Linked DNA regions of Homo sapiens: all the other regions are linked to region 5. A link is a contact called in ENCODE Hi-C data. All regions are on one chromosome and are shown on one strand. The core of a region is the stretch at or near the end of the contact, and the rest is flanking DNA. Distances in the headings are between cores, read along the strand shown. Region 1 holds the start of ARL6IP6 (ARF like GTPase 6 interacting protein 6). Region 2 holds the start of TTC21B (tetratricopeptide repeat domain 21B). Region 3 holds the start of ARL5A (ARF like GTPase 5A). Region 4 holds the start of STAM2 (signal transducing adaptor molecule 2). Region 5 holds the start of CCDC148 (coiled-coil domain containing 148).

Region 1 (4,405 bases), core at 187-2,686, 5.7 Mb after region 5:
CAGCCAATCATTTAAGACTGACAGCTTGCATTTTATGCACATTCAGTTTACCATTTTATGAAGAGGTAAAACCCACATCAACTGGCCAAAGTGTCTTCTGTATGAAAATCAAGCATTGTAAGGTTTTAGATGCCATGCCATCTGTAGCCCACTAAACGCTGGGAAGCAATGAGGACAAATAAAAACTGGAGTTAAATAGATTTAATTATATTTAATGAAGTACAAAAATAACACTTCAGTGACAATGTTTTGGGTGCTTTTCATACAACAAAGTTCTTTTGTTTTTTTTTTTTTTTTTTTTTTTTCAGTAACTTGGCAAAGGTCACAAACTAGTGAGAATGGAAATTTAAACTTAACTCTGCTTCTTTCCACTATAATATACACTAGCCAACTAAATTATACAACCGTATGCCTTGCAATAAACTTCAACCGGCCAATATTTCAACTTCAGACAGAAAAACAAAATTATTAGAGGACGAGTGGACTATACTTTCTGCAACAGAACTCCGTGCACTACACCTGGATACAAACTTAAAAACTGAGAGGCTAATTATTTTACCTATAAAAGAAGAAATTTGGACTATGCGATGAAAATCTTTGTCCCTCAAGATTCTGTGTAGAGGAATTGGTGGACAGCACATCTTTATTTGTGGATGAAGGCCATTGAACATGGCCTATTTTAATTATATGCACTTTTCACTGTCTCCTTTTAATGGTGGGTGTTTCGCATTTTGTTTAATCTTCACAATATTTCATCCCCAGTGTTCAAGGACTTGAAGATATTTCTTCAAGAGTACCCATTTAATCAAACGATCCTTTTTAAAAATACGTCTCCTGATCATGGATCAGGACGCTCCACTTAGAAAAGGCAAAGGGCGGGAGAGCAAAGTAAGATGCAAATGAGGACTCTGGGTGAAAGCAGCTGCCAGCCTGAGGGCTTAGCGCGAGGGAAAGGGAGATGGGTGGAGACGAGAGCCACACCCTGGCTCAACTTTACTCTGGACAGACTTTCAAGGCGTCGGCTTCAATACCTTTAACGATCAAGTAGGCGATGGCGAGGAGGAAGGCGAGAAGAATGGCGAAGAGCAGCGAGCAGAGAATAGAGAGGACCTGGACCGGCCACCGCCGAGGCTGGGCTCTGCTGCCCGCGGCCGCGGGAAAGATACCATTGCGCTTATCGGGCAGAACGGGCGACCCGTTCCCGTCCGGCGGGAGCACCGAGCGCTTTCTGGGCTCTGACCACGCCCCAGCCGAGAACTCCGCCCGCAGGTCGCGGGCCACTTGGTCGCATCCCTCCTCCTCGTCGACTTCGCCTTCACCCCAGCTGTCCCCCTGAGTAAAGGAGGAATACGATGGCCGAGCCACAGGGCCCGGGGTGCCGGGACCGCGGCGCCGCAGAGCCGACCGCCACCCGCTCTCAGCAAACGACATGGCGCGAAACACAACGAAACCCGCGGAGAACGAGCCTCTCCCACCTGCCCCGCCCCGGGTCCGCAACAGCCAATCCGCGGCAGTGGCCGCTACCACCAGGCCTCAGAGCCCAGGGGTAAACCACGGAGAGCAAGGGTGGGCGGCGGGTTGCAAAGGAAGCCGCAGGGCCAAAGGAGAGGCGGAATGCGCTTCGACCAGAGCTCGACCCCAGGGCTGTAGCCGGAAAGGGGAGCAGGAAAGCGCGCAGGGAGAAGCGAGCGGAGGCCGAAGGCTGTCGAGTATCCACTCCCTGCGGGGCTTCGTCCCGGCCGGAGACCTCCGCCACCCCCGCGTCACCAACGGGAGCGCGCGCCCCGACAGCCCCAAAGCCTCATCTTTTCGACGCCGGGTCCTAGCGCCCGCTCGCGCCCTCGGAGACACATTCCCGAACCTATTTGTCTTCTCCCTTCTTCCCCACTACGCTCACACTCTTCTCCAGGTTCCCCCATTAAGGGCACCTCTCTACCTGGCGCTCTCGCGGTTCCTTAACTGCTCACCCCCATCTCCCTTTAGTGTGGTTCTCCCCACCCGTACTACAACTTCCCTCCCGCTACTCGACACGCCTCCTTCCCCAGGCGCGCGCTCTCCACCTGGTGCGTACGGAGATCGAACCCTCTCCTCCGAACCCCTCCTTTCGCCTTCCCCGCCTCCTCCCCTCCGCCTCGAGCACCGCGCGCGCGCATTCGGTCCCAGCCACCGCTAACACTACAGGCTGCTTACCCCCGCCCCCTCCACCCTACCCCTGGCGGCCTCAGGTTTGTGGGGCGTACGTAACTCGGGCGGGGAGGGTGAAGGTGGCAGACCCCCACTGCCCCACCCCCTACGGGGTGAGGCGGTCTAAGCTCGGGAAGCTGGGACACTGTTGTCTTCCCTTCCCCTGGGGAAGTTGGTAGAGTTTTCCCGACGGAGGACTCGGCGCAGAAACTTCCTCCGTCCTCCTCCTCCCCCCCCCCCATGCAGGCGACGCCGAGTGAGGCTGAGGCTGGGGGCGAATCGCCGCAGAGCTGCGTGTCGGCGGCGCATTCTGATTGGACAGCGGGGAAGCCCGTCAGCCTGTTGGCCCCGCTGATCCCGCCCCGTAGCGCAGGGCAGCCTTTAACCTTTAGCCCCAGTGGGCGCCAGCCACTCAGATCGCTTCTTGTTGGTATGTGTAGCGGCAGTGGCCGCCGGCGGAGCAGTCTGAGCCCGACGATGAGGCCGGGGACGGGAGCTGAGCGTGGAGGCCTCATGGTGAGTGAAATGGAGAGCCATCCTCCCTCGCAGGGTCCTGGGGACGGGGAGCGGAGATTGTCCGGCTCAAGCCTCTGCTCCGGCTCTTGGGTCTCTGCTGACGGCTTCCTGAGGAGACGGCCCTCGGTAAGGGATCAGTGGGGCAGGGGGAAGGCGGCACAATGAAAAACGGAGTGAGAAACAGGAAGCTTTCTCCGAAAGGAGAAGAAGATAAGAGTGGACGAAGGAAGAACTCGAGATGGTGGGATATGTTCTGAGGGAGAGAAGTGGAGGGTGGAAATGCACAAAGAGAAGGATGTGAGACCCTGGAAGTTCCCCGTGGGCTTGGCCTAGACAGATGCGTGGTGAAGGTGCTGGCTCTTGGGCGGGGTGAGCGTCTTGGAGCTTTAGGCCCGATTTTAGCTGGGAGGGGGAGGCAGGGGCTTGATACTGTAAGACTTTAACAGCGGCTGCCAAAATTTGTTTTCATTAGTCGTCGGGGTGGTCTGCAGGGGGAACTGTTGGGACAATTGGCAGGAGATAATTAGGTGGTTTTAATTTAAAACATAGAACAATGGACTCATCGGTAAAGAAAGTAGTTGTCTTTTTAAACTGCGTTAAAAAGGATGAATTAGTTGTTTGCATTTAGTGTCCGTGAGTGACAGAACCTCAGTCTTTGAAAATGTATTTTTGGCAGAAGGAATTTTACCTGTCTTAAAGGTTATGTTAGGAAATAAGTTTGTTAGGAGTGAATTGTGCCTGGGTAGCCATACTGTTTGTGTTTTGTAAGACCGACTCTCACCTGAGTTAATTGGATAGAGCATTTTAAAGTTTAAAATCAGTAGTGTTATAAAATAACAATAGCTGGCTATCTTTTATATCTGCATGAAATAGGAGAGTTGTTGTTTTCACCATAACAGTTTTAAAATTAGTATTCAATGTGTATCCTCCAAGCTTAGCAAGCCAATTAGTAGCTGGTTAAGTCAGTGCTTAAAAAAAAGAGAGAGAAAACCTATGATCCAGCGGTCCAGGATTCATCTTAACTTTTCCCATTTTTTTACGGAATTTGCAAGCTCGTTTTAAATACTAGCAGAATGCGTTTTGTTTGAAACAAGGTATAGACTAATCCAATGATGTTATTACACATAAGCTTAATATTATGTCGCTTCAGATAACTGATCTGTTGAAATGAGATTTTTGAGAAGCATTTAGTATTATTTGCTCATTTAAAAATGTTCACTGTTTTTCAGATGGGGCACCCTGGCATGCATTATGCCCCAATGGGAATGCACCCTATGGGTCAGAGAGCGAATATGCCTCCTGTACCTCATGGAATGATGCCGCAGATGATGCCCCCTATGGGAGGGCCACCAATGGGACAAGTAAGACTGTTTTTGTTTTATTTTGCATTTATTTATTTGTTTTTGCCTCAGGTATTCTATCAAGATTTCAGAATCTAGGTCAGTAGTTATAGCTGTTTAATGATTAGTTTATGCCCGAATAATTTCAAATAAGCCAAATGTTAAATCATGACTGTAACGGAAATTTGAATAATGGAAAAGTCTTCTGAGAAATTTAAATAATGAAAAAGTCTTCTGAGAAATTTACTGATGACCTCAAAACTAAGAATTTTTTTCTTTATTATTTAAAAGTAAAGTGTGGATCCAGGCTTTTATTTTTAATGATTATTTTTTCAAGAATGCCAATTGAAGTTGATGGTCTAAGT
Region 2 (4,187 bases), core at 742-3,241, 7.5 Mb before region 5:
TTAGGGAAATTACTTCCCCAAGTCACAAAAGTAGCTAGCGTAATAGGAGCTCCACCTCAGATGCAGAAGAGGGTATTCTTGCCACTACACTGTGATATTTTTATACCCATCCAGTTATGGTGATCCTTAAAGACTTCATGAAATTTGAAATGAACTCAGAAGAAGGAGATTTTCTCAGGTGAAGAAAGAGCTCAAAACAAAGTAGGGGAAAGCATTACCAGAAGAAGGAATATTTGTCCCACTGAGCGGAATAAAGGCTCCTTGAAGGGGAGGTAGAAGATAAGGCTTGAAAAGACGATGAGGTGAAGGGTCATGGATATCAGACTCAAAAGTTTGTAGCTAGTAAAAGTGAGCCGATAAAAATGTTACTGCTAAGGAACACATCGATTTTTCAGGAAAGACAAGAGTTTTTCCTGGCCTGAGATCCAAAATAAATTTCTTACATGAGATCTAGTAAGGGCACAGGGCACACCAAGTCACCGTGAGTGTCAAAGCAAATCTCAGAGTACTTTTAATCCAACAAACATTTATGAAACATCAGGCTTGGTGTTTTGTGCTAAATAATTCAACCTTAGAACAGAATTCAGTGAAGAGAATACGAGGCTAAATTAATATGACTTTCAAGATCTCCAAAAGGTAGGTTGATCATCTGTTCTGTTAACCATGATCCTGAGATATTTCCTTACAGATGAACTTTTCTCTTATAACCAAAGGTTTACAGTTCAAGATTATACACTTCATTGAGCACCCTGGTCCTGTGGTATTCTTTGCTGTATACCAAGTGCGGATTAATCCGCAGCTTTGAAAATCAAAGAGATATCACCAGTTGTTCATCACCACAGACATTTAGCTGGACTATAAATATTGGAAAGAAAAAAAAGTTGCTCGTGAAAATACGTGGTGAATTCCTTTAAAGAGAAACCGGTGAGAAATATTGCTTCACCTTAAAGCCTAGGATGGTAGCTACCGTTTTTCTCAAGACTGTCCTTACATAACCTATTGGCATGGGGAAAAAGTCAATGTTTATAAACTCCTTAAGAAACTTAAAATCTGGAAAAGGCAACTACGTATCATGTCAACTAAAGTAAGATAATTAACACTAGGATCAAAATTTGGAATCCACGTGAAAGATTCTGCAAAGATCACTTAAATCTCAGACCTTATGCACTATTTTAAATATTTATTTAAGCAGAAATAGAAAATCTTAGTCTATTATATTTCCATTTAATTTCCTGGACTTAAGAAATCTATGTGTGACTGATTGAGTTGCCTAATGGGGTGCAAACATAAAAATTTGCATTGGGATTCATTTTATTCTCAGTTTAAAATCAGTAGTATCATTGAAAACAAGACACTAATTTTCTGGAAGTTTAATTTATTTGTCCCTCTTATTATCGGGGCTGGTAAAAAAGGGCTAATTGAACACACATTCTAACAAAGATTGCAGCAACGCCTGCAAAGACGGGCCCAAGCGCACCGTATTTCTGTTAAGAACGTGTGATTTTTTTTTTCTGCGCCACCTTGTGGCCGTAAAACAACTTGCCCACGTGAAAGTTGACCGCTTTTTCCCGCGCCGGCAGAGCCTTGCTGAGAGCCGCACTGCGGGAATCCGCCTCCAGACAAACGTGCAGAAAATGGTGTCTTCCTTTACAACCAGTGACAGGAAACAGACTTCCCCTTCTTCATACTCCGTTTCCTTTATTCCTGAATTCCATTTCCTCGGCCCGCCCACCCACTGTCCTCAGACAGCCGTTTCCCAGTGTGACCTCCTTTTCCAGCTGCACTCTCCGGCGGAGGCCCTTTTCCCAGCCCGGACCCTCCCGGGCGGCCCTCGCAGCCCTCACCTCCGGGTCCCCGCCGCCCCTGCTCCATTACAGCACGATCCCCGCCACACAGGCCCGCCTCTCCCTCCGACAGCCAATCGCGGCGCGACCCCGCCCCTCCCGCTGGGGCCCGGGGCGCTAGAGCGCTCCGGGAGGCTAGGGGAGCTGAATTCTGCGTCTTCCTTTAGGCTGCGGCGAGACAATCCCCAGAGCCCCGCGGCCCGGCCTCGGGGCAGCCATGGACTCGCAGGAATTGAAGGTGAGCGGGTGAGCGGGTGAGCGGGTGAGCGGGCGGGCGGGCGGAGTTCCTTTGCGGCCTTTTGGCCCGGGGGCGCGGAGGGAGCTCGGGTGGCTTCGCTAGGCCGCTGTTTCCCTGCGGTGCCCCGGCTGCTCGGGTTGCGGGGTGGGCCTGCAGCCTCTGCTCACGGCCGGTCTCCGCGGGCCCTGCTGGGGAAGCCCAGGTCTGGGCAGCCCGCCCGCTCGGTGTTTCTGAATTGCTGGTCCCCATGCTGTTGGTTGTGTTTACTTTTGTATCATGTTTACTAGGAAAGCTTGGGTTACCTATGACACTGCGCCTCCGGGTGCGATTTTTAAGGACTTAAGGCAAACTAGTGTCAGCTCCCACACTGGACAGTAAAAAGAGCGCAGAAAGATTATATGAAACCCATTAAAGACGTAAGACTTAAAAGTGGAGGGGTCGTTATTTTAGGGTGATGGTCTTCTCTGTTTATCACTGACTCATTCATTCAGCAAATATTAATGACGGTCAACTTAAGAAAGGCTGATATAAAACAGTTAAAGACATGAGGCTTGAAAATAAAATAACTTTTCGGATGTTGGTCTTCTCTATTCATTTGTTCACTGAATCACTCGTTCAGCAAATATTTATGAAGGGTTACTGTATGTCCATTAGAAGCTGGAGATAGCAGTGAGCAAAACTGAACAGTTTCTGCCTTCTCAGATTTTACAGGCTAATTAATGCTGGGGAAAAACCCTAATTCAGTTGACTCAACAAATATTTACTGAATGCCTCCTATGTGTCTAGCACTGTTCTAAGCACTGAAATAATAAAACCAAGAAAAACTCTTCCAATCTTGGAGCTTACATTTGAGTAGGAGGAGTCAGACAACAAGTAGGTAAATGAAATGTGTATCCTGTGAGATGGTGATAAGTGGATGGAGGACAATTTGGCGATGTAGGAGGTTAGGGAATGCTGAAATGTCTTGTTTTTCTGCCTGAAGTTTTACATTATCCTCTGTTCTAGCTATCCCCCTATATCCTTACATTTTTTTATTCCCTTAAATGTATTATTTGCACTGCCACCCAAATGAACATTTTAATAAAAACACTTTAATGTAAAATGTAAAAATGGGCCTCCTCATTACTTAGACTTGAGGTTCAAGTCCAAGTACTTAATATGAGGCTTTTCACCCCACCTTCGTCTCCAACCTCATCATCCAATACTCTCTGTCTCACTTAAGCCTCCAGAGCAGAGAATAGCAAACTTTCTCAACAAAGGGCCAGATAGTACACATTTTAGACTTTATGGACCGTATGGTCTATCACATCTAATTGGCTTGTTCAAAACAGCCATAGACAATACTTAAATGAGCATGGCTGTGTTTCAATAAAACTTTATTTATGAACACTGAAATTTGACTTTCATGTAATTTTCATGTTATGAAATATTTCTTTTTTTTCCTTGACAGCTGGAAAATATAAAAACCATTCTTAGTTCACTGGCTGTACAGCCAGCCAGCCAGATATGGCCCACAGAGTGTGGTTTGCCAAACCCTGCTCTAGAGTATGGAGTGGCTTTTAGTCATCTTCATCACCACTGCCATCCCAATGTACCATTGATGACTTGTTATCTGTGTTGTTGCAGTTCCTCTTCCTAACTCCTGTACCTTCCTCAAGAATCATGAAAAGGAAATAGGAAGAGCGTGTACGTGTGTGGAGGGAGAATGAGGGGTTTGCAATTCAAGAGTCAGCTCTGAAATCCTCCCCAATAATCTTTCCCTTGATTTTAGTCATCCATCCTCCCCTCACACCACATTCAGTTTTCAATGCTGTCAAAATGTTGCTATCCCACATTCCCAAAGGAGTTTATAAGCTCTTTTCTTACATTTACTACATTATATTTCAGTTAGTCTTCAGATTACAGTCTCATCTGAAAAATGTAGGTTTTCCGGGGGGACAGGAACCATGTCTTACTCATTTTTCTATTCATAGTAGCTAGCCCAGTGCCTGGGTACTAGTAGGCAGTCAGTAAATGTTTTGGATTGAATAACCTAACCTGAACCAAGGCAGTAGCATTAGGTATGTTTAGTGGGAGGTAGACTGGAGAAATAGAAGAACCTACTA
Region 3 (4,261 bases), core at 1,361-3,860, 6.6 Mb after region 5:
TCTAGTGATTTTTTATTGGATTTAGGACAATGTAAAGTTTACATTGTTGATGACTTGATCTCATATTCCTTTAAAGAATGTTATACTTGTTTTGGCAGGCAATTGTGAATTAGTTTGGCCCTTTCAAGGTTTGGTTTTAAGCTCCTTTAGGATTGGTCTTGTGTAGGGCTTATTCTTAGGCCAGTTAGCTCCTCTTCTAAGGTCTCTGGTGGTGTCCACTCAACTATATCGAGTTTATCCAACCCACAGCCTGTGGGCTGCATGCAGCCCAGGATGGCTTTTTAAAAATTAATTAATTAATTAATTTATTTATTTATTTTTGAGATAGTCTTGTTCTGTCACCCAGGCTGGAGTGCAGCGGTTTGATCTTGGCTCAGTGCAATCTCCACCTCCTGGGTTCAAGCAATTCTCCTGCCTCAGCCTCCAGAGTAGCTGGGATTACAGGTTTGCGCCACCATGCCCGGCAAATTTTTGTAATTTTTGGTAGAGACGGGGTTTCATTGTGTTGGCCAGGCTGGTCTCGAACTCATGGCCTCTAGAGATCTGCCCACCTTGGCCTCCCAGTGTTGGGATTACAGGTGTGAGCCACTGCACCCGGCCCTAGGATGGTTTTGAATGTGGCCCAATACAAATTCGTAAACTTTCTTAAAACATTATGAGTATTTTTGTGATTTTACTTATTTTTTAGCTCATCAGCTATCAATAGTGTTAGCTTATGTTATGTGTGGCCCAAGACAATTCTTCTTCCAGTGTGGCCCAGGGAAGCTAAAAGATTGGACACCCCTGTCCTATATATTCAGTTCTCTTCACTCTGGCTGAAGGGAACTCAAATGATTCCTGACCCGTTGTAATCTCTGGGAATCATTTGCATTACAGTTTCCTGGTACTTATTTTTCCTCAGGAATTGTGACTGACCAGCCTCTTGGGGGTTCATACTGCACGAGCACAAATTGATATGCAGCCAAAGACTCAATGGCCCCTTAACAGGTTTCCAGAGCTTTTCTCTGTGTAGCTCCCTCCTTCCAGTTACTCTGCTTCACAAATTCTAGTCACCTTGATCTCTGGGAATGCTGATATGCGTCTTCAGTTCTAAGAGGTTTCCAGATTCTCATTTGGGTTCCCACTTCCTCCGTAGTTGACTGGGAATTGCTTTTAGGGATAAAGTCCAGGAAATGGTAAGACTCCACCTGTTCCTTTCTCTTTTGCAAAGAATCACAGTACTGTGATGTGTTTTTCAATATCTGAAATGTCGTTGCCTGTACTTTGTGCAGTTTTCTATTTGCTAATGGTAGGAGGATATATTCAAACCATCCTACTCTCTCATGCCTGAAGTCAGAAGTCTCTCCAATGACATTTTGCATTTCTCTGTAATCATAGATAAATTGGTCTTTAAACTCTCTGTCTCTGTCTCTCTCTCTCTCTTCTTTCTTCACTCGGAAAATAACCTGGGAGACCATTTCCTTGGGTAGATTGTAAAATATGAAGCTCCGCCATCACATAATGTGTATATGACATCCATTTCATAAGTTGACATCTGTGTGGGAGTCTGAAAAAGTCTTAGAGCTACCAAAGCATTACCTACGGTGTGCGAGAATGGAAATATTACAGAGTTAATGCAAATTGGTTATACAAACTACATTGTTCTTCTAAACAGTGTACAGAATATTAAGTAAATCCAGACATGATAATACATAAATTAATATGGATTACTATGATTTTCCTTCCCTTCATGTATGGCTCCTCTAAACTTTGGCTTTTTAACCATAAAGCCCCAAAAGAAGTCAACGAAATTACTTTTCTATATTTTGAGGTAAAATACTGGGTAGTTAGGAGAAGTGAGTTGGGAAGGTGCGGTTTATTGCTGATTTTGCTTAATTTCATTCAGCTGTTGGGGATGGGAGTGCAAAGCAGTTCAAATGGCTCCTACAAGTCTCCCAATTTTTCTTTATTTTCCTTTTTACTAAGGTTAACGAGAACAGAAAGGGATGGAGCTTTGGTGGCCACTAAAGGTTTTTAAACAGGGTAGTGACTTGATCAAAATCGTTGTTTTGGGCAATACTGACGTGAGAGTTAAGAGATTGGAGAGAAAAGAGCCCTGAAGTGCAAAAATGGCTTTAAGGTGACTATCTAGGTAAGGCCACTGACTTCAGCTGAGTGTCAGAGGGCAGCAGACTTTTCCCTCAAAGACCCACAGGGGACACAATGTCTTAAAGAGTCATGACGTGGAACTTTAAGTGTAGTGTATGTGAAGGGTTGGGGATGGACATGGGGTACTCAATTATATGTTTACATTATGGCGCAGTGGAGAAGATTCGAGGGAAATATAAATACTCGGGGACGCAACAGCAAGCAGTCGGAAGCCATCTGCCCCAACTTGCGGTCTTCACAGCCTCAGTCCCAGGGTAAAGTCCTGCGCCTTCCGCAGTCTTGGTTATGCAAATAAGCGAGGACAGGGCGGGCGCCCTTTCCTACGCTCCGCCCCTCTGGCCGCGCGCCTGCGCACTCACGTCCCTCCAGGCCCGCCCCTTCACTTCCCCCGCCCGCGTGGTCGTCGCCACCGCAGCCGCCCGAGAGGAGCTGGGGGAGGACGGTGGCCCGCGAGGCTCGTCGCAGACAACGCGGCGGCGATGTCCGCGAGCCAGGCGAGTGCCGCGGCGGCAGCGGCGGGGCCTTGCGCGCGGCAGGGCGGCCTGGGCTTCGGCCTCCCTCCGGTTCCCTGGAAGCGGGCCCGCGACCAGCGCGGGAGCAGCAGCAGAGGCGGAGGCTCCAGCGCGTCTCTCTCCTCCCCCTCAGCCTGAGCCGGGGGAAGCCAGGCGGCCCGGGTGTCTGGAGGGGGGGGGTCCGCTGCCCGAGAATGGGAATTCTCTTCACTAGAATATGGAGACTGTTCAATCACCAGGGTGAGGAGCTCGGTCCGCGGGCGTACGGGTTGGGGAGAGGGTCAGCTCGGGCCGGCTAGGTGGGGGTCTCCGAATACTTCGGAATGTGGGCGGCTCGGTCGGGCGCCAGCTCAGCGCGGGGTGCAGGCTGCGCGGATACGGGCCCGGGACGGTTCGGTCCCGGCTCCCGAGCTTGGGGATGGTTCCTGACTCGCAGCCCTTTGTCTTAGGAGACCTTCCTAAGAAGTCTTTTCCGTAATAGACCCATTGCTCCGATTTCGAATGAGAGTGGTAAAGGTTTCTTGCCCTAGGTCCGACGTCCCTGAGTAGCACGGCCTGGCCTGTCTTTCAGCCCTTTCTTTGCTCACCAGTTGTGTTTGGACACCACATAGAAGTGCTGGGGTCTTCTGGAATGAAGGTTATAGATTGCTGCCCTAACCGCACCACTGAGCGACCGAGGGTTGCAGAATGCGGAAAACGGGAGGAATCGCTCGACTTGTCCATTACACCTCTGGTTTATGAGCCTGCCCTCCACTGCCACCCGTCTTTGTGTGTGTTGGGGGCAGGGGGGGTTCTTCTGCCTCCTGAATAGAGATGGACTTCTCTCCATTTGTTTTACTTATTATATCTGTGTTTAAGGTTAAGCTTAAGGTCATTTTTCTACTCGTGTGGGTTATTAGACACAGTTTTTGTTTGTTTTGCTGGGTTAAAAATGTTAAAGTGTTTCACTGAAAGTTTTAAAAACATACCATATGAAACATTTGTTAACCATAGGTAACTAGCAAGTTACTAAGTGTAAAGTGTGTTATATAGGGATGCTTAAGTTCAGCCAACTTCAGACATGGCCATGAAATACCTATCAGGCTTGTTAAAATTTGTTACAAAATGACTAAAACTGGGGAAAGAGAATACAATTTTAACCCAAAGACTGGATACTTATTAAGATACAGTGGTGTACTTTTGTTTCTTTTTAACTCAAGTTGGGTGGTTCATCATTCCGCTGTCAGGAACTTAGTTTGTGTTTTTCTGTTGTGTAAGCTGATGGTGTCACGTCCCAGTTTTCCAATAAAGACTTACGTGAATGGTGGCATCTATTATGTACACCTACTACTACCACCTCCTCCTTCATGATCTAGCTGCTCTTTTAAGAAGCTTAGGGGAAGCAAGCAGAACTAGAACTTGTGATCCCTAATGTATCTTTTACGCACACACACACACACACAGATGTGTAGGTCACGTGATACCGAAAGAAAGGGCAGTATCAATTTTTCTGATAAGAGGATTTTTCATAAAGTAGAGAAAATCAGTTCTAATCAGCACTGTCTCTGACTGGACTGGCTGTTAGTGTTGGGAGCAGGAGAGTGGGAAGCAGTCACTTGAAC
Region 4 (4,618 bases), core at 1,480-3,979, 6.3 Mb after region 5:
GCCAAAATCAACAGCCGATTTGGATACCATCAAGACACCTGAAACCTTATCATTAGCCAGATGCCAAGGAAGAGATTCTGGGAGGATCCCAAGGACCCCCCCCCCCGGTTGCAGCCATGTTGAGACTGACACTGAGAAGGACCCCAACTGTCGTGAGCTATACCCATCAAACACAGCCACCCACCTGGGGACAGACCAAGAAGCTGTCACAGATGGCAGAAGAAAACCTGAGGAAAGCGGGACAACCAATCACAACGAGTAATTTAATGGTAGCTACCATAGCGGTGATCACCATTGCCATAAGTATTCCTTCAACAAGGGCTGCCGAGACCAGCTCGGTCGGGGAGAGCCTAACCTAGCGGCGCTAGAGGAATTAAAGACACACACATAGAAATATAGAGGTGTGAAGTGGGAAATCAGGGGTCTCACAGCCTTCAGAGCTGAGAGCCCCGAAGAGAGATTTACCCACGTATTTATTAACAGCAAGCCAGTCATTAGCATTGTTTCTACAGATATTAAATTAACTAAAAGTATCCCTTAAGGGAAACGAAGGGATGCGCCGAATTAAAGGAATAGGTTGGGCTAGTTAACTGCAGCAGGAGCATGTCCTTAAGGCACAGATCACTCATGCTATTGTTTGTGGCATAAGAAGGCCTTTAAGTGGTTTTCCACCCTGGAAGGGCCAGGGGTTCCTTGCCCTCATTCCAGTAAACCCACAACCTTCCAGCGTGGGCATTATGGCCATCACGAACATGTCACAGTGCTGCAGAGATTTTGTCTATGGCCAGTTTTGGCCATTCTCCTGAGGCAGGAGAATGGTGTGAACCCAGGAGGCGGAGCTTGCAGTGAGCCCAAATCGCGCCACTGCACTCCAGTCTGGGTAACAGAGTGAGACTCCATCTCAAAAAAAATTTTTTTTTACTATTCTGCTACCCAATATCCTTAAATAATTATTGAGTGCCTTAATCAAAATAAAAAATTCCCAGCTTGCCCTTTAAAATTCTTGTCAATCTGTTTCCTCTTATACCTAGTCAGCCTTGTTTTCCATTCCAACACTAAGTCTTAGACAAAAAGTCTTTATCTGTCCAAAAAATCTCTAAGTCTTTTTTTTTTTTCTTTTTTCGAGACAGAGTCTTGCTCTGTTGCCCAGGCTGGAGTGCAGTTGCCTGATCTTGGCTCACTGTAACCTCTGCCTCCTGGGCTCAAGTGATTCTCGTGCCTCAGCCTCCCAAGAAGTTGGCATTACAGGCTTGCGCCACCATGCCTGGCTAATTTTTGTATTTTTAGTAGAGACGGTTTTTCGCCATGTTAGCCAGTCTGGTCTTGAACTCCTGGCCTCAAGCAGTCTGCCCGCCTTGGCCTCCCAAAGTGCTGGGATTACATGCGTGAGCCACCATGCCCGGCCTCCCAATTTATCTTGAACATCCCTAGGTTCAACGTTCTATGAAAAACAGCCCCTTCTGCACGATTCCTTCTCATTTGTGCCCCGAACTTTATAAAATGCAACCACCTTTCTGAATGTGTATGAGCTCTCTATAGCATCAGGTCTTTATACTAGAGTTTGTAAAATGGTTTTGATTAATCTATTATTTAAAATGTTGGAGTAATTCTCAACATTTAAACATCATTGAAAAATTGCAAACTCTAGTAGGACCCACATTTCAATAAATGGCTGCAATTTACCAGTAGTTGACATCTTTAGATACGCACTGTTCAGTTAGAAAGTTACAGCTTCATTCGAAAAGCATTGAGCGTCTATTACTTGGGACACTGTTTTAGACGCTGGGGATATAGTAGTGACCAAAACTTATCAGGGAGTTTATAATCTAATGAGGAGGAGAGACAGGCAACATAATCATTACTACAGTTTTCTAAGAGGAACAGAGAATATGTGGGTGGGAAGGGTGCTTGGGCTTTTGCATTCATTTAAATACCTGGCTGGATGCTGTTGGAATTTGAGTTTATGACTCGTACTACCATCCGAATCGTCATACACCATCATGTACGTTATGCACTGCCCCTATAAAACTCTCAACAAGTCTAAGGCAGGGAGTGTGCCTCCTTCGCCTTTGGATTCCGGGGGCCCAGCAGTGTTTTTATGGAGGGGACACGATGGAAAGCGAAAAGTTAGGCGTAGTTACTTCGACCACCGCTGTCCCGGGTGGTTATTCTGACGGGGTTTGGACTGGGCGCCTGGGAGGGTGCAACACAATAATTGTTGAAGAGCAGTCAGGTCTTTCGCAGAATCTCAAAGCCACCTCCGCGCCGGCAGCTCCGTTTCTAGGGAAACAGGACTGTAACGCGTACGCGTCGTGGGTCCTCGTTCTCTAGCTACGAGTCCTGCCGCTCTGAAACAAACTAAATTCGTGACAAGAACTTGGCCCTCAGAGCCCGTCGTCCAACGCGAAAAACCACGGGTAACCGCGCCCCCTGCCGCGCCGCCGCTGGCACTGCAGCTTCCGGGGTCGTCCAGTTCCAGGCGGGACTACTTCCGGCTCCGAAGGTCCCCGGCTTCGTGGCTAGCCGGGGTCCTAGCGCTGGAAAGGTGGCCGTAGCGGCCGCCTGACCCCTACAAAAGTCTGGGACAGGGGCAGCGACAAAGGCCTTGGGAGGACGCCCATGGTCGGAGGGATCTCGCCCCGGGAGAAAAGTTGGGACAGGAGCGCGGGATCGAAGGGTGGACTCCGAGCCGGCCTGTCAGGCAAGAGCCGGGCAGGTGCGGTGGCGGAAGTGCAGGGACGGAGGCCGAAGCGGAGCGGTCTAGGGAGCCGCGGCCGCGGGTCACCCGGCGGGTAGCAGTTGCTGAGTGTCAGCTAGACAGCAGCGACTAGGGCTCGGGCGCCGGCGAGATGCCTTTGTTCACCGCCAACCCCTTCGAGCAAGACGTGGGTGAGTGCTGTGCCCGGTCCTGGACTGCTGTGTGCCTGGCCCTGGACTGCTGTTTGTCCGGCTAGAAAGTGGGCGGTAGCGACTCCGGGGACTAGGAAGCAAAGCGAAGGGAGGGGAGGGGCGGTGCCGCCCGCTCCTTCGACGTTGGGATTTTTCTGGGGCAACCTCGGCGCGTCGCTAGCGGTCTGGGGAGTGCTTCCTGCCGCCTGAGTTTGGGGACCCTCAAAGGGCCGTTCTCCTTGCCAAGCGTAGGATTTGGGAAGAGCCTAGGGCTCGCTGGAGACTGGACTGATTAAGTAGTTGTGGAGTTGGTGATTAAAAACTTCCTGCTCGTTCGACAGCTGGTTACCTCCGTCTTTGCCCCATCGTTTTCTGAAGATGATGCAGCAGTGGAGACCCTGCTGTCTAGAGAAGCCCAACACTAGACACTTGACACCTAGACAACCGCATTGAATAGGAAGAACTTACTTCCCCATTATTTATATTACTCATGCATTCAATCCCTGATAGGGTAGCTTTAAGATTTATTACAATTGTAAAGGTGTTGCTCTTCATCCCCGGATTGCAAAGATTGCGCGGGTGCTAGGAGATGTTCGGTTTTAGAGTATGAAAAGGAAATCTCCAGTCTCAAAACACTCCAGAACAACAAGTATTTTACATGTTGCAGTCATAAAGCGCTGGTCTCTCAGTGACTATAGAATGAGAAAAACATGGATAAGATATATACGAAATTATTTAGGAAATTTGAGTAACACTAAAACAAACTGAGAAATATATGTATGTATTCTCGAAAGTCTGGGTCTCACTATGTTGCCCAGGTGCGACTAGAATTCCTCCCACCTCAGCCTCCACCTCCGTTTCCCCTTCCCGAGTAGCTGGGACTACAGGTTTGTTTTTTGTTTGTTTTTGTAGCAGTAGTTAACAGAACCCTAGGTAAATTTTTAGAACTTGGAAATGGGGTTGGGGCGGGGAGACTCAGAAGAATACTGCACATCTCAGCAGTAATTCCCCTGTTTCATAGTTAACATTTGGTTATTAGGAGACTGTAGAAAGTGCCCTATTCTGATACGTTGTGTAATCCCCTAAGCCATTTTAAAAAACATGTTTGAGTCAAATAATATATGTAAATAGTTCAAATATGTATGTTCCTTACTTCATTAAACTTTTTTTTTGGTGGATGAATACAGGTGACTGGCGTAAATCTGGGAAACATCACTCTTAAGGCTCACTGTTTCCTTTTGGAACGCCTCATTGCAGTATTCTTTTGTTTGAATCATACAACCTTTGTGCAACCTGTACTTTTAAAAAATTGCTATTATGAACACTTTGATTCTGTTCTAATGAAATAAAACAGAAGGCGCAAAATAGAATTAGACAAATGATTTTAAAACTTAAAAACCGTGAATTCTTTTCTTCAATATAAATTTTTCTTGAAAGTTCATTGTTTTCTGATGGAAAAATTCTCTGGTACAAGTAGGCAGAGTTGCTCTGTCTGTTCTGTTCTAAACCTTTCCCTGCCTGGCTCCCGAGGCCCCAGCATTGGTTTAGTGGATCACAGTTTAGTCCTACAGTTGTAAAGGAGGCACTGCTGTTGAGATTAAAAAAACAAACAAACAAAAAAACTGTGTCTAGATTATTTTATGGCCAGTGCCATAAGCCAGAGCTTCAAGTAGTTACATATTAGCTTAAGCATGACTGAATTCAGAACCCCAAAGGCATTTTAAGGGTG
Region 5 (4,680 bases), core at 945-3,444:
TTTTTTTTTTTCAGTCAAACTCAGTAACAAAGAGAAAAAACTGAGACCTCCACTAATAAATTACATCTTGAAATATACATGATTGTGGTGTCCCCGTGTTACTTTCAATGGTAACTGACACGTCCCGAATTTAACTGTACCAGACAGTTCTATCTGTCCCATCGCTGACCGAACAGTGCTTCTCTGTTTCTATTCATTATGTATTATACGAGGTCTAAACACAGCCCAGTATGACGAGGGAAAAAAATTACACTTCTTAGGATACCAAAGTGATGCATTCAAGATCTCTCTCGCAGTACATGCCCGTGAGCACTAACAGGCATTTTTTGATAGAGCTAAAATATGTTGGCTGCAAGCTCATTACTCTAACAACCTTCAGGCCCCCTGTTTCTGCTGGTTTTCAGAAAACCCTAGTGAAAACCAGGCACTATCCAAACCTTGCACACCAAACTTGCCAACAGCCCTGTGCAATGATCAATAACCTTGGCTACACAGTCATCGGCCCCAAATTCACGGTCCTGAAGACCAATGCAGCAAAAACCCAGACGAAAGGCTAGCTGGAGCCCCAAAGAATTACCGCGCTTCCCCTCTGCCGCATGGAGGGAAGCTATGGGAGGAGAGGAGTGGAATGAGGCTCACCAGCTCCGAAGATGCTCCGGTGACCTCTGGCTGCGCGGCGAGAGCTGGGGAGGGAAGGCGCTAGGGCAGCCGCGGCGGGCTGTGTGGACTCTGCCCCTGGTGCATTCCTCGCATTCCTGCACAATCTGTCGCCAGCCCAGGAGCCGGCAGCGCGCGTCCCCCGCTGTACACACACACCTGACTACCGCTGCGCCCCGAGCGGCCACGGCCGCCGCGGCACCTCCACTGCCCGCGCTCGCGGTGTGTCGCACTCAGCCAACACGCAGCCAAATCCCGGCCCCGCCGCTCGCTCTCCGGGTAGCGGTCCAGGGGAGAGGGCCGGCAGCCTCGGCAGCGGGCGGGGATACCAGATCCGCCAGGGAGGTGCCGCAGCTCCGCTTCAACTCCTGGCAGGGAGAGGAGGAAGCGGCGGCGCAGGAGGGCAGCGGCGAGGCTCGGCGCTGGGGAGCCGGGAGGGGTGGAGCGTGAGGATCCGCGGCCGGTAGAGAGGGGCGCACTAGGCAGAGGGGTGGGCAGGACCGGCAAGGAGTACAGGACTTCGGGGACAAACGCAAGACCGCGCGGGCAGCAGGGGCGTGGGAAGACGGGGAGGGGACCAAGGTGCAGGATCTGGGGCTAGAAGGACAGACAGCCGGCCCCGAGTGCTGAGGAGGGCGGGCGCCCAGTGGTGTCGAGGGCGACTTGGGGCGCGCGGCGGCAGGCAGCGGGGAAGCCGCCGCGAGGGCGTCCAGCAGGGCTCAGCGCGGCGCTCAAGTTCGGGGCTGGGAGCTCTGAATCCGAACAGCCCAGCGTGGGCAGAGGTCGTGCGCTGCGCGTACGGGAGACCGGGGAGAGGAATCGCCGGGAAAAGCAAATGGAGGGTGAAACTTGTGCGCCTGCCGGGGGGAGGGGAGCAGCAGGCGAGTGCGGGCAGGAACACGAGGCGGGGCAGGAAAGCCGCGGCGGCCGCGAGGCGCTGGGGACGCGGCAGCGGGAGGGAGGCCCCCGGCCCCCGGCGCGCAGGTCCTGGCCCTGGCGCGTGTTCGGGGCGAGGGCCGAGGGTCTCGTGGGCAGGAGTCTCCGCGCCCTCCCGCGAGCCCACACACTTACTTTCCAGCTTAGGCAGCGGCCGTCGTCGCTCCAGGGATCAGGGACATCGGCGCCGAGGGGTCGCCGCTGCGGCACCCGAAAAAATTAAAAAAGTGCCGCGGCGGCGCGGCTGCCCGCCCCTCCCTCCCCCACCGGCCCCCGCCCCCGGAGCGGCTCTCCCACCACCCCCGGCGGCGGCGGTGGCCAACTTGCCCCTCTACCCCTTGCCCATGGTGCCGCCTCCGCGGCCGGCGTCGACGCGGACTCAGCCCCGGAGCCCCCTCTACTGCCCAGAGGCCGCCGCCGCCGCCCGCCCCGCTGCCAGCCCTCCCGCCCGGCCAGCCCCGGGCTCCCGGGAACGTCAGCACGCCGCCGTCCCCGGGCCAGCTCCCGCCACCCCATTGGCGGGAAGGAGAGGGCTGGCCCTCCCCATTGGCCCGGCCCTCATATTGAACAGGCCAATGGGAGCTGCGGTTTCAGGTCGCCATAGAGACCGATGCTGTTCAGCGCGAGAGGGCCTGGAGAGGGTGGGTGTGAGAGAGAAGGTGTCTCAGGTCTCGGGCGCGGGAGGGGGTGGCGGAGAGGACAGGGAGATTCCCCAGCGCTGGCTCTGAAATCTGGGGCAGGCTTTCCTTGCCTTACTGCCAATCCCAACTGTGCCTGGTAGGGTTTGTCCCTGGCGTCAAAGGTAGGAACAGCTGAGCCCTTAGATGTACCCCTGACGGCGAGAGCCCAGGAGTGGGCGTTTCACTTTTCCTGCGTTTGGGGAGTCCCTGAGGCTATGCCCTTTGACCTTTGACATGTGTGCAGCTTCTGCTTCTCCAGGTGAGTTTGCACCCCATCCCTTCCATCGCTGCTTCCTCCTGACGTCACTGAGCCACCTAAATCCTACTTATGTTTGTTCTCTGCAGCCACTCCCCCTTCCCTGGGGTGGATCTTTCCTCAACGTTTTGGGTCCTCAAACTCATAACTCTTCTGAAAGACTCAAAGAGGATTTCCTTTGAGGATATTTTGGTAAGGGAACGAGGTGGCGGATTGTATGATAGATGCCAAAGCGTCAACACATGAGCTAGCCTGTTCCCTGATTCTCAAAGCAAACCTCTAATCTCCCTGTGGGCAGATATTTATTAAACACATCTGTGTGTACATCCCGCACTATGAGCTTGACAGGTGCATGTTCTTTCACTTGAGAGGTTACAGGCTTGTTAAAGATAGAGGAAACAGAAACAATCCTTCACACCTTGTGATGATTTCACAAAAGAGTAAGGGAAATGGATTACAGTTGATGGATTTTGTTTTCTATTTTCCAGTATCTCTTTAAATTTGATATGGAAATAACCTGAGGCATGAAATCAGTACACGCAAAAATCTTGAGCTTTAATAATGTCTTCTACTTTCATTTAAAATCATTTTGTGGTGGTTTATCAATACTAATTGTTTTTTGTCAATAAATTTTATGTTTAGATATCACCTTCTTAAAGTGAGATTTCATGAACATATTAGGCTTTAAAAGATGATATTGCTCTAGCCTATAGCCACTGATATTCTTACATTCTTTTGGCGATTTTACTTTTTTTAGACTAATCTCTTTAGTAAGGAGACTATGTTACTACCCCTCAAATTGGAGGGACCATATTGTGTGAAAAAGCTGATAGGATTTTGGAAATTACAAATATTTTGTTGGGAGAAACAGGTTAATGTGTGTGCAAGCTGCATATGTCTAAGTATTGTTCTGAATTTTAAGTTGGGTGATATGCTTTGCTACTGGTTTTTATCTTACTATAATTGAAGATTACAAAGATGTAACCTAAGAAATGTTAATATGGTGCCTTGATTGGAAAAAAAAAAACCTCTCCACATTTGTAGTAAAATGTGAACTCAGTTGACAGTCCTACACAGGGTAGGACTGTGGAACAAAACAGGTGAACGTGTGTATGTTCCCCCTAAATATTTTCAGAATTGAGAAGGGATCAGCAGGGGCCAGGAAGTGCTGTGCCATGGCTGGCCATCATGGAAATAGGCTGTTTTTTACTTCTTCCGGCTTTTTAATGTGTGTTTTTGTTTATAGAACAGAAAAAGTAAACCACAAATTGTTATATGAGACACATGTTTAATGAAAAGATACCAATGATTTTGCTTCTTTTAAATTTCAATAACATCAAATGAATGAAAGTTGTGTCTAATGGAAAGAAAAAATGGGTCTTTTCTCTTGCCTTAGGCTAGCATAGAAAGAAGAAAATAAAAGATTATTACTCCAATAATCTTTTTGTGTGGGTGTTTTTCTCAGATGACTATTTTGATATTGTAGATTTCGTGTTTGTCATAATTAAAATGTTACTGAAATCCACCATGAATAATGTCCCCTGAAATAAGTTGCCACTCAACATTAATTTTTTTGTTTATTTTTGTATTTAGTTGAAAGGTTTCTTTTGAACTTGCTCCTGCGCTACTAAGCATTGCTAGACAAGGTTAAAGAATCACTTCATTCCACTAAAAGTTCATGCTATTCAGACTTGGCTGTGTCTTCACTGATTCTCAGTTCCTTTCCTCATCAGGAGGATGATTATCTGGAACACTTATCCAGGAACATTATCCAGGCCACTTCCAAACCTGTCCAATGTCTGCTCTCCTGAAGCCCCCACTTTACGTGGTTTTCCTGCACTTCTGCAAATGATCTTGCCTCGTACTCTACTGAAGGATCCACCATGAGGTTCCTCAACTTAACTTTCTTAAACCTCAGTCCTAGTTTTCACACATCTTCACCTCCTTCAGTCATGGCTGAGAAGGGTGACCACATTTCTCTTCAAGGCTCATACTCCACTTATGCTCCTAAACATGAGCCATCTTCTCTCTACCAGGATTTTGCTCTATTGATTATAATTTCTCTCTTACATGATGTGTTACACCCTCTCCTCCAAAGATTTTTCCTAAGCCTTCCAAATATCTGGCTTTTGGTAAAACCACCTTCCTTCT

The links. Hi-C counts contacts between places; a loop is a spot of excess contacts on that map. Pooled maps may share reads with other maps.
Region 1: a map of CD8-positive, alpha-beta T cell shows a loop between it and region 5 (11-fold over the local background). The contact joins the promoter of ARL6IP6 here to the promoter of CCDC148 in region 5. A Hi-C loop is called at or near these places in 3 of 168 maps with a recorded cell type or tissue (CD4-positive, alpha-beta T cell, CD8-positive, alpha-beta T cell and naive thymus-derived CD4-positive, alpha-beta T cell) and 13 of 50 pooled maps.
Region 2: a loop to region 5 is called in a map of CD8-positive, alpha-beta T cell, with 21 times the contacts of the local background. The contact joins the promoter of TTC21B here to the promoter of CCDC148 in region 5. A Hi-C loop is called at or near these places in 2 of 168 maps with a recorded cell type or tissue (CD8-positive, alpha-beta T cell and ascending aorta) and 9 of 50 pooled maps.
Region 3: a map of Caco-2 shows a loop between it and region 5 (18-fold over the local background). The contact joins the promoter of ARL5A here to the promoter of CCDC148 in region 5. A Hi-C loop is called at or near these places in 2 of 168 maps with a recorded cell type or tissue (Caco-2 and naive thymus-derived CD4-positive, alpha-beta T cell) and 5 of 50 pooled maps.
Region 4: a map of CD4-positive, alpha-beta T cell shows a loop between it and region 5 (8-fold over the local background). The contact joins the promoter of STAM2 here to the promoter of CCDC148 in region 5. A Hi-C loop is called at or near these places in 2 of 168 maps with a recorded cell type or tissue (CD4-positive, alpha-beta T cell and naive thymus-derived CD4-positive, alpha-beta T cell) and 5 of 50 pooled maps.

The regions. Positions count from the first base shown.
Region 1 is chr2:152,715,651-152,720,055 of GRCh38, reverse strand. ARL6IP6 (ARF like GTPase 6 interacting protein 6) reads right to left here and starts at 1,436. Exons shown (of 4, transcript NM_152522.7): 1 at 1,032-1,436. The coding sequence starts at 1,431. PRPF40A (pre-mRNA processing factor 40A) reads left to right here and starts at 2,595. Exons shown (of 26, transcript NM_001365597.4): 1 at 2,595-2,826; 2 at 3,930-4,061. The coding sequence starts at 2,617. RefSeq lists enhancers at 926-1,125, 1,176-1,225, 1,266-1,465, 1,696-1,785, 1,806-1,875 and 2 more and a silencer at 2,096-2,195.
Region 2 is chr2:165,951,580-165,955,766 of GRCh38, reverse strand. It overlaps TTC21B (tetratricopeptide repeat domain 21B), which reads left to right and starts at 1,991. Exons shown (of 29, transcript NM_024753.5): 1 at 1,991-2,082. The coding sequence starts at 2,062. RefSeq lists an enhancer at 1,227-1,976 and a silencer at 1,741-2,140.
Region 3 is chr2:151,826,770-151,831,030 of GRCh38, reverse strand. ARL5A (ARF like GTPase 5A) reads left to right here and starts at 2,610. Exons shown (of 6, transcript NM_012097.4): 1 at 2,610-2,900. The coding sequence starts at 2,855. RefSeq lists an enhancer at 2,285-2,334 and silencers at 2,385-2,894, 2,945-2,994.
Region 4 is chr2:152,173,874-152,178,491 of GRCh38, reverse strand. STAM2 (signal transducing adaptor molecule 2) reads left to right here and starts at 2,729. Exons shown (of 14, transcript NM_005843.6): 1 at 2,729-2,889. The coding sequence starts at 2,850. LOC105373689 (a long non-coding RNA gene) reads right to left here and starts at 2,959. Exons shown (of 3, transcript XR_923477.3): 1 at 1,935-2,959. RefSeq lists enhancers at 2,372-2,791, 2,268-2,791, 2,952-3,091, 3,142-3,191.
Region 5 is chr2:158,454,267-158,458,946 of GRCh38, reverse strand. CCDC148 (coiled-coil domain containing 148) reads left to right here and starts at 2,194. Exons shown (of 14, transcript NM_138803.4): 1 at 2,194-2,532. The coding sequence starts at 2,508. It overlaps PKP4 (plakophilin 4), which reads right to left and starts at 1,995. Exons shown (of 22, transcript NM_003628.6): 1 at 1,729-1,995. It overlaps LOC124907900, which reads left to right and starts at 813. Exons shown (of 1, transcript XM_047446754.1): 1 at 813-1,816. The coding sequence starts at 1,493. The coding sequence ends at 1,816. RefSeq lists an enhancer at 636-715 and silencers at 996-1,215, 1,246-1,305, 1,326-1,375, 1,626-1,675, 1,896-2,265 and 1 more.